Regions from separate parts of the Homo sapiens genome. Here region 1 is linked to region 2. A link is an interaction called in ENCODE POLR2A ChIA-PET data of the cell type or tissue named here. Cell type or tissue: IMR-90. All regions are shown on one strand. Each heading gives the region's core, and the rest is flanking DNA. Links, peaks and the distances in the headings are about the cores only.

Region 1 (5,391 bases), core at 260-5,259, 1.3 Mb after region 2:
CATTTCATAACAAACATCTCAACTTTAGACTTACAAGGAACTATGCTGTTACTTTTTAGTAGTACTTTTGCAGATGAGAGAACTGAAGTCCATAGAGTTAAATCACTTTTTCTTTCCTTTTATAATTTTATTGTACTGCATAACCAAGAACTTGTATTAATCAAAGGCCTCATTGCACATGCTGTGATTTCTGAGTAATGATGATTCCTGAGTAATGGTTTCCAATATAGGGGCCTGGTGAGCCATGTGAGTTTACTAAAGGACCCAGGAAGATTTCTGTGGAGGCCTCACCTATAAGATGTTGTGTATACAGGGAGGAGAACAGAGGTCTGTCCCTGAGTGGAAGAAAGGCTCTTTTGAGGGTTAGGATAGCAAGCAGGGAAAAACAAACAAACAAATATTGGGTCCTCATAATATAATTAAGTGGTGCATAGTGAGTGGAGTATATGTTAATCTGTCATTATTTATTTCTCACCGCAATAACTTTAGAAAAATTTTCAACTGCCTACCACATTGGTACCAACTCAGTGACTTACAGAAAACAGAACCCACAGAAACTTAGTCCAGTCTGGTTCTACCATTGTTTCCTTGTTGAAAAGGAGGGATACATAGAGTCTCTCTGTATCCTGGGAAATACACTATACAGTCCTGGAAGCTCTGGGATTTTCAGTGCATTGACGGCCATTAGCCAGAGCAGGCACTCTATTAAGTTATATTGTGTCTATGTTTATGACTAGGAAGTGAACTCTGGATTATGTCTCTAGCAGGAAAAGAACAATCAGCAAATTAATGTATTGGACTTCTATGAAGTCTTCTTTGGTAAAGGTTAATTATCACTCTGATACTGTAAGGTCTGCTGCCGTGAGGAGAGTACTTAACACATGAGCTGTGTTTGCATGTCCCAGTTTCTTTTTCCTCACCAGTGAGCGAGACATACTGCCACATGGAAAGGACAGATCTTTGTTGGAGAGGAAATTGAGTTATTGTTAGACATTAAGAGCCATTTAAATTTTTAAAAACTGTCTAACCCTTCTCCTGAAATTTTATAGATTATCTCTATGTATGTGTTTATTAAATGGCCAAGGCTCTGACAAGTTTTAAAGGTTCACCAAAAATATTTAGATATCAAATAGGATTAATCTTTACTTTTTAAAAGATAAACTCCAAGTAATTTTCATTGTAAAACAGAAAGAATGGAGGATGACTAGAATCTGGAGAGACAAATATTTGATGCTACATACATAAAATTGAACTTCTCTATGTTTTGGGTTAGCATTTTGATTGCACAACTTTTAGAATGGACAAGACAGTTATGCCCACTGATCACAGAACCAAGAATGGGATTCTGAGAAAATCTGAGTTCTTTTCCCCATAGAGCTAGGTAAGGGGGCAATGGTGAATGATGTACTTCTTGCTGCCTTGCATATTTCTTCAGGTAGATGGTGTCTCCTGACCCTTCTAAACATGACAAAGAAAAGTCAATGCTGCAGATTCCAGTAGATTACCTCCTATCTTAGATGAAAGAACAAGAAACTCCCTGTAATCTAAAACAGACTGTATAATCTGATGGTTATCACTGTTTATCCAAGTAAATTAAGCAATTGTTGAAGTAAAAAAAAAAAAAAGAAAGAAACAAAAACCGGCCCCACTAACTGCACTGAGGTGCCAGTGTTCAGGGCAGGTAAAGTAGATTAATAACAGGCCACTCCTGAGAAGGTTTAGGCTCTTACTGTCAGATAGTAATAATTAATGATCAACTGTTAATGGAGATACTGGGCTGTTGATGTCATTAATTCAGCTCAGTGGAGCCAGTTCTGCCCAGGACCTGCCACAGCTGTCACTGCATTTGCTTAATTATTCCAGTGCCTTCAGGCTCTTTTTCTTTCATTTTTTTTCCTTTACGCTTTTTTCCCTTACTAACTATAGGACATTATGTTTTCACTGACGCAGAATTATGAAGAGCATGCTGCTTTCTGGGCAGTGCCAAGCCTAAAATACGTGAAAACCCAAAGGCAACAGAGGAGACCGTCACTTTTTACTTAGATGAAATGATGGAAAATGCTGAAGAAAGGCCATCTTTAAATAGCTTGATTGTGCTGATATAATTTTTGAGTTCTTTAAGGATTTGGATGTCGAAAGTGAACTCTGAGCTGTGTAAAATGTCAAAGTGCTCACCCTCTCCCACAATCAAACAAAGAGAATATAGAAAAAGTGGCGCAAGAGTGTTGGTAAAACACAAGGCCGTACAATCATTCATCCAAGAGGGAACCAGAAAGTTAGCTTTGCTGGGAAGATTGAGGCAAGGAAAACCATGGTGAGGGAAATGCCACTACTGTTAAAATTCAGCTGTAGGAGTACATGAATTTGCCTGCTGTGCTTTCAGAACCTTCTTGCATTTCTTTAGCTTTGTGTCTCTTTTATCTATCACACTGCTTTTAGTTTTAAGAAAACCACTCTTTGCTTTGTAAACATCATTTGAATCTTTCTCCCCTGGCTTGACCTGGTAATCACTATACTGTTTTCTAATTGGAATGAGGTGTTTATTTGGCTTTTCAAAGACCACCCCCCCCCAACCCCTGCAGCCCTGCCACCTTTCAAGAACTTAATTTTTAAAAACTAGTTCCTTGGTTTTTAGGTATATATTTCTAGTTCTGATGTGTTAAACTAGTCCAATGTGTCTTGAGCTTCCATGCTGGAATGCTGCTTGACTCTCTTCCAAACTGAAGTGCTTAAAAAATGTGAGGCACTACAACTATTTTAAATCTCTCTCTACGCTGCACATGGTGATTTAAAATAATTGAAGCTCTTCAAATTTTTATATGCTCTCAAATTTGGAAGTGATTGGTTCTGAGCATGTGCAGTACACAATGATTTAAGGTTATTAGAGTCTCTCAAATTTATCATGAGTGTTTCAGCTTGTGAGTGATAGGGGAACCTGGACTTTGGCAGCTAAAAATAATTTAAAAATTATCATTACACTCTGATGTTATAGAGGTGATCAGAATTCTGGACACTTGTGTACATTTTAAAGCTCACTGTTAAAATGACTCCTTTTTTAGATGCAAAAGGTAGTATTAGCCCACCAGAAGATGCATTTAAATAAACCACCTAAAATGCACCATAACAGAATTTTACTTTCACTGACATATTCCCCATTGATGACCTGAATAGGATCATGATTTTAAAGCCAAATGCTCAAATTTGGCAAGAAAAAGAACTGTTGTCTTCTAGCCCAATCATAACAAAGATATGTATTCAGTAAAAATACCTGACACGTTCTGGTGACAACACATAGAACCTATAGTCTGTCCTCATAAATTATACCATTTTTTGCTTTAAAGGACAAGGGGCTTTTGAACTACTACATAAATGATCACTTCTAATACATGGCTAAATTAGTTTTTTATTTAAATATTCCAAATAAAGTGCTTTTATTAAAGGTTATTAAACTTAAAAATGTGTATTTTATCCTCTCTTAGATGAAATATATGTGTTCATTTCTTAAGCCTTCTGTTTGCTTTGGTGGATGTTGAACCAAGCACAAAGAAAGGTACTTACTTATGAAATGTACAAGATAGAATACTCAGATGATTTACTTGGTCACTTGATGGTCACTTAACATTCCTTAGATCTTTTACCAAAGGATATTCTCTGAGCGGGAGCAGGAATATTTAAACTTTTGCTGAGTGCCCTGATGCCAGGATTCTAACATGTAAGGTAGATTTATGGTTCAAAGATAATATTATATAAGAAGAAATCCAGTCATTAAGAAGTCAGCTAAAATTCTTAACATGTTTTGTTTGTACCTTTGAAAGCCACATGGATGCTCTTTTACTTGATTTAAATGAAAGTGACAAAGGTGAAATTCCAGCACATTTCTCAGTCACTTCCCTTCCTCAGTAAATGTTTTCATTTTGATAAAAATTAGGATAAGTTGATTATGGATTTTATTTTTTTTAACCAAAACCTGGAGTTGGAGTTTGAAGTATTCTGGCACATGAAAACCATCTGATCTTATAAACTAGCTTTATAAATCCCCATATTTTTAATAGGGCAGAAATTTAACAGGATTAGAAATAGAAAATGCTAATAATAGAAACTATGTTGTATTTGGGATTTCTGTAACCCTGGGGATTTAGGGCTGTGAACTATGTAAAGTTCCACATTTGGTATAGCAGTCAACCTTTGCCCTCCAATTTATTATTAGTTTTTAAAGTTTGAAAAATTTTCTTATGTTTATGTATTTTTAGTCTCCAGTATTACTTTGCTCGTTTGTGCTGAATTTTGACAGGCAGAAAAACAATCTAGGCGAGCTTGTTCAATTTTTTGTGGCTGTGCTAAATTAAGAACATGTCATGTCAGTGGACTAGCGTTATGCTATTAAATAATTGAATTAATCTTTATTTAGGTCACAGGTAGAATGAGTATAATCTTTGCTGAACACGGAAGAATGCCTGGAAATTGCCTACTCCCAAAACATAGTTACACCAAAACGAAGTTTGTGCTTTTAGCTCTATCAGTTTGAAGTCCTTGGAAATGGGAAAAGTTACTTGGAAAGACTAACCTACGTTTGAGAGTTAGTTCAGTAGACCAATTCAAGTAAACATCTTGTATGTATTGATATGACTTTAAAAATAAAGAATGCCATTATTCCATATTTTAGTATTGCCTGCAGGGATAGCTGTTATAGTTTCTGAAACAATAAGAACATGAGTTACCATTAAAAAAAATAGCACACAGAATACACAACCCTTGGCCTTGAGAGACTGTTAAGGAGGTTTCTCAGGTTAAAACTCAATGTCCTTTTCAATTGCTTTGCAGTTTTATAGAAAGATCAGCTTAGTAAATCTTTTTCTATCACATATAAAATAGATCCCAGGAAGAACAAAAGGGATAATTAAAAACACCCTGAAACATAAAACTCGAAGCATGATATATGTGTTTGTTGTGTAGGTGTAAAAATATTTTTAATTTAAAAATTCTAAGAGAAATGATTAATACATTTGATTTCAAAGCAGTGAAGAGAAAAAGCCACTTCTGTACATCAAAAATAGCAAAATTGAAATACAAACAATAAGAAATATTTCTATAGATATCACAGCTGAGTTAATATCTATAATACAAAAATATCTAAATATATATAAAAGAATTAACACCTTAGTAGATAAAGAGGAAGGGGTAAAAAATGGTGAAAATAAAAATAGTTAAATTTATGAAAATAAGATATAATGAAATGGACTGTATTTAATATAAAATGAATAGGTTGAGATTAATATAATTATAAAATTTCTTAATTACAAGCTGTAAACATTTAAAGAAGGCCGTCATTTATTAGGTACATGTTTTTGAGTCTCTGCCAGGTACTGTACTAGGTTCTGAGGATATAGCTGT
Region 2 (5,391 bases), core at 181-5,180:
TTGCATGAGAATTTAAGAGTAGAAGCACCCTTTTGAAATTAAGTCTTTATGCAAAATCCCATGCCATAATTTTCAACAACTGCTAGACACATTTACTTAGCCAGTTGTGCTAAGTTGGAGTTTAAGATTATCAGTGTTAATGTCTAGAAAATGCATGGTTTATTTGTGGAGAGTTAATGCCATTTCAAAAGACTTTTCCATAATGGTACAGTTTAGAGGTATTTCATTTAAAGAATGTTTTCCTTTCATGCCTGATCATTGTCTTCTTTTACTTCATATGGTTTGAGACATAAGGTAAGATTTCAGAATTGGGATTCAGTTGGGAGTATATATTTAGTGTTAATCATATAGACATTCTGTAGTACATATAAAAGAATATGTGATGCAATGACTAGTAGGTCTGGAATCTTAGATATAATTGCTGGTTCAGAGACCTTAAGATGTTTCTAAAACCTGAGCTATGGAGAAAATAAAGGTTTGCAAAAATGTATTTGAGAAACATTGAGGATAATGAATTCTCTATTAAGTAACAGTCACTTTAAAAGTATTAAGATGCTGCTGAAAAAAAAATCTTAGATAGAACACTCACTACTTCTCTTTAGAATCTATTTTTAATTGGAAAAGACAATTATTTTTCTACTTTGAGCTTAAACTCAATCCTACTTAAAAACAAGGGAGGCCAGGAGTAGTGGCTCATGCCTGTAATCCCAGCACTTTGGGAGGCCAAGGCGGGTGGATCACCTGAGGTCAGGAGTTCAAGACCATCCTGGCCAACATGGTGAAACCCTGTCTCTACTAAAAATACAAAAATTAGCCGGGCATGGTGGCGAGCACCTGTAATCCCAGCTACTCGGGAGGCTGAGGCACAAGAATTGCTTCAACCCGGGAGGCGGAAGTTGCAGTGAGCTAAGATTTCACCACTGCACTCCAGCCTGGGCGACAGAGCAAGACTCTGTCTCAAAAAAAAAAAAAAAAAAAAAAAAAAGGGAAGAGATACATGATTTATTCTATTCATTTCAAAATCTAACTAATTGTACAGTGACTTCATACTCACCTTTTACTTTGAAGTTAAAAAAAAACTAGAAAATATGAAACATTTACTGTGCACCAGGCACTGTTCCAAGTGCTTGTCTTATAGCAATACATTTAATCCTCTCACCAATCCTATGAGGTAGATACTATTAGTTACCTTATTTTATAGAGGAGAAAACTGAGGCATGAAGAACTAAGGTAATTTGTACAAAGACAAGTTATGGAGACATGTTTCAAACCCAAGCAGTCTTATTTTAGAGCCTGTACTTTTAATCATTACATTATAACAAAGTGAACAAGTAAAAGGTAAACTTAGTTTATATCGAACTTAGACTTGGATAGAAATATTATGTTAAAAATAAGATTCATAGAAATCAGTAAACTTGAATCAGGACCCAAAAACTTATTGGCAAAAATAATTAAAACTGGGTGTTTTCTTTCAATTTTGATTTCACTATTAAAATAATAATTTAATCTTTAACACTAGCTCTAATTTTAGAAAATGATTCTTTTCTGTATCTTGGTGAGTATGTATAGTTGTAAGCCTTTTTTTTTAGGGCCAGTATGTTTTTTGCAATGTAGGACACAGTTAATATCCATCTATTACTTTGAATTAAGTTCATTCAATATGTATGTATTCATTTTCATTTGAAAGGCATAATGATTGACCCACCCACACAATATCAAATTAGACCATGCATTTGAAATAGTGATTGACATGTTTTATATTTGATGCTTTGTAAAATATATTTTTTCAAGTAGGAAATACCCTGTGTGAAACCCCTCTGATCTCAGTCCTAGATTTGAACACCCAAACTTAGGTTTCTTAAAACTTGCATTCGCTTTTATGTCACCCTTTGGAGATTAAATAATTATATAGAATCAGAGACTCAACAGTATCCTCTTCCTTATTAGTAGTCTAAGCACAAACTTTATTGTCGGTTTTCTGCCTTTGGCTTCCTGTGCCCTTGATGTTCCCATGAGTTTTGCCGCCAAGATTGTAGACAGATAAAGCCAGAATTACTTTTTTAAAAGGCATGTGAACATCATTAGCAGCTAACAGGTGGTGATTTCGTTGTCCAGTTTGTCTATATAACATGGGAAAAATATGTTCTCTCAATGAGTGAATTCAGAAAGTTATGTTTACATATACTTTTCTTTTAAAAAATATGATTCTAACCTGCCAACACTATTAAGAACGAATCAGATATTTTAAGATATCAGTTGAGTCTAACAGACAAGAAGCCAGAAAATTTAATGCAAGGGCCAAATCACTGTGGGAAACTCAGGACACCAGCCTGGGATGAGAGTAGGAGAGCAGCTCTCCAGGGAGGGCTGTTATGGAAAGTGGAGAGTCAATCAAAGAAGATGTGAACATATTTCTCTGAGGAAAGAGAATTGTCTTCCACTGACAGCAAAGAGGGGGAAGGCCCAAATATAATAAATCTTGCATCAGATAACCTTGGCGAGGTTTCTTAACTTTTCTGAGCTTTACTTTCCACATCTATAAAAATGGGTCTAATACTGTCCTTAAAGGATCGTGTGAGAATTTGAAATTAGACATGTAAATACTTAGCTCATAGCAGGCACTCAGTAAGTAGGAGCTCTTATTATTATCCTCCATGTCCCCAAGCAGATAGCACTGAGACAGGGCTTGAGCCTGGTGGTGGTTGATGAAAGACTGGAGCAGGGCATATAAGCTTGCCATCCTACTCCCTGAGTGTATGAAAGGTAGAAAAAGGGTACCAGAATTGGATATGGGAGTCATAGCTGCAAAAAATCTAAGTACGAGCAGCTGGTCTTTCCCCTGGCAACTCCCATGTAAAAGGGGCAGGTAGGGCATTCTTGGGAGCAGCACACCAGGAAACAGTAGAAAGGAGCCAAGAAACACTCTTGATTCTCCTAAACCCAGAAAAGCATGCCATTCAGAAATTCAAGTTGATGGGAAGGATTCAGCATTAGCCATCTCACTATTCCTTTACACAAAGTTCTAGTTTATTCATTCATACACACATTAATTCTTTTTTATGAAGAAATACAACTAAAGGTATACAACTAAAATTCTTGATTTCACTCATCTGTGCTTTCAATTTTTAAAAAATAACTTTTGTATGTAGGTTATGCTTTAGTAGTAATATATCTCATACCTATCAATTGCTAAACTGTAAAATCCATGAGTGTGGAGACCTTGGATAACTTGAAAATAAAACTGACACTTTAGTATTGGAAATAAGCACCCTGAAATGAACATGAGTTAGAAGACTAAAGTCAAAAGGTAAGAGAGCTAAAAGGAAATGGGTTTTCCTTTAGCTGTCTCTTGATTAAGTTATCATAAAAAACAAATGTGTTCTGGGTGAAATCCTAAATGCATATGTGGATTTCCCAAATCTACGTTCTCTTAATGACATGTGCAATAAGGGTATATGTAATATGTTTCTAATAATTAGGGTATATGTATTTAAATGTGCATTTCCCAGTTCCATATCCCCTTAATGATGTGTGCAATAAGACAACAGAAAGAAAAAACTTGAATTGAGAGAGTTACACAATAAAAATTAAAATGCTACGGACTTTTAACTTGTCTTTGTTTAAAAAATTTGCCTGCAAAGTATCATGACCATGCCAAGTGATGAAAACAAGTTTGATAGAGAAAACATTAATTTTTTGTACTAATCTAAATAATTATAATACTGGTCTTCTACAACTATAAGTAGGCTATGTTCTCAAAATCCAATTGTAAATTGGTTGCTTAGACCTGGTATGTTTTCACAAGGAAACCATGTACCAAGCCACAAAAGCACACTTGAACTTTCTGCAGTCACTTACAATGTTGTTTCTAGGGAACAACTCATTCTGAATTTGCTGCACCTCTGGCCCTGAGAGCTAAGACTTCCCAGTAGCATTGCTTTCGATCTAGTTTCCGGTCTAGATCCCCACTTCTGTACCGTCTCCACCAAAGCGATTAGGAGACTCAGAATGGCTTTTGCTTTTGCTAGGATTCTGGTGAGCCCTGAAAGTCCCCAGTAGTGGCAGGGAGGGAATTTAAAGCCTCCGAGCCGGAAGAAATAATAGAAAAAGGAGAGAATTGAGGACTGGGTAGGCAGCTTTTGTAGCATTAATGGGAAGTGAGTCCTTAGCAAGACAGATGTTCTTTGTAAAAAGTATGTGTAATGACAGATTAAGTCTGGAATTGTCCCAAATATAAACATTTGATGAATCTAGGTGGTGCATAGGCAAGTGATCATGATCCTATTGTTTCATTTTTTTTTGTATGTTTGAAAAGTTCTCCAGTTAAAAATTGAAGTAAACGCACATACCCACACAAAAGTAGGTATGTCCATGTGCCTAATTCAATAAAAGAATATACATATTTTCTGATTATGACCTGAACCTTTCAAAGAAAGATCAAATTTTCTGAATATAAGTTACATTAAGACCTCTTTACATGAAACATTGATAACTCATTGTTTTCCTATTTTCCTCCAAAACCAATATATTTTTTTCCTGTGACCATTGAGACCTTTCTGGGAACTATGTAATTAAGAAAACTTTTAAGATATTTATTATTATCCAAAATTAAAAAGTCACACGAGTTTCTTGGATAAATATGTAATTATCAATTGTTAAAACACATACTGTGAAGCCTGTTCTGGAGGCTCATATAAATACATATTTTAAAGTTTTTTCTTATTAAGAATTTTGTGTAAAACAGTCTAATCCTGCCAATGTATGAAAATAATAAGATGAACAAACCATCTGCCAAGGAAATGAAAACAGTATTAAAATTGCACAGATAAACCATATCTAGTTCTGAAGAAATGGAAGAGCTCTTTCCTGGAAAAACAAAAAAGTCGTGACATTTTTGTAGAATATCATGGGTTATTATATTATCAAGAGGACAAAGTTTTCTGATTTGGGTGAGAGGGTCACTCACCCTTTTTTTTTTTTCCCCAAAATAACTAGCGCCACTCTGGTACCAGTTTTATTCAAAACCCTCTTGAGAAAAATAAACTATTGAGCTAAAATGTGGAAACAAATCACTTCATATTACTATACTTATAAGACAGACAATATCTAAAGAATAGTTGAGTGTCACTTGTCTTTTCAGTTGTTTTTCACAGGTTGAGAGTTACTTATTTCAAAATAGTTGGTAAAGAAAAAAATTGAAAAATTATAAATGACATTTATGTTGTTAAAGCTGCAAGATGTAAACATCATGAGAGGAAAAGAGTAAAAATTAGACACATTTGATAGTCAAGCATCCACATTAATTTATCAGAATAGTATTATGCATGAAGGTCCCAGGCTTCACTATGGCCCTGTGTGACTCTAGCCATTGTTCTGACATATGTTCCCAAG

Evidence for each region. Peaks named below come from ENCODE experiments on the same cell type or tissue, not always from the same donor. Only the 100,000 strongest peaks of a DNase experiment are listed, where the experiment ranks them.
Region 1: POLR2A ChIA-PET joins it to region 2 with 7 read pairs; 2 of 35 experiments call an interaction of 5 or more read pairs at or near these places.

What each region holds. Positions count from the first base shown.
Region 1 is chr2:144,709,986-144,715,376 of GRCh38, forward strand. All of the region lies in intron 1 of TEX41 (testis expressed 41), which reads left to right. Among named protein-coding and RNA genes, the nearest start is that of TEX41, 45 kb to the left of the region's middle. RefSeq lists an enhancer at 2,016-2,666. In IMR-90, for the core only: no CTCF peak of the experiment used is centred there; no DNase peak of the experiment used is centred there; H3K27ac peaks cover 368 bases.
Region 2 is chr2:143,438,464-143,443,854 of GRCh38, forward strand. All of the region lies in intron 8 of ARHGAP15 (Rho GTPase activating protein 15), which reads left to right. Among named protein-coding and RNA genes, the nearest start is that of ARHGAP15, 310 kb to the left of the region's middle. In IMR-90, for the core only: no CTCF peak of the experiment used is centred there; no DNase peak of the experiment used is centred there.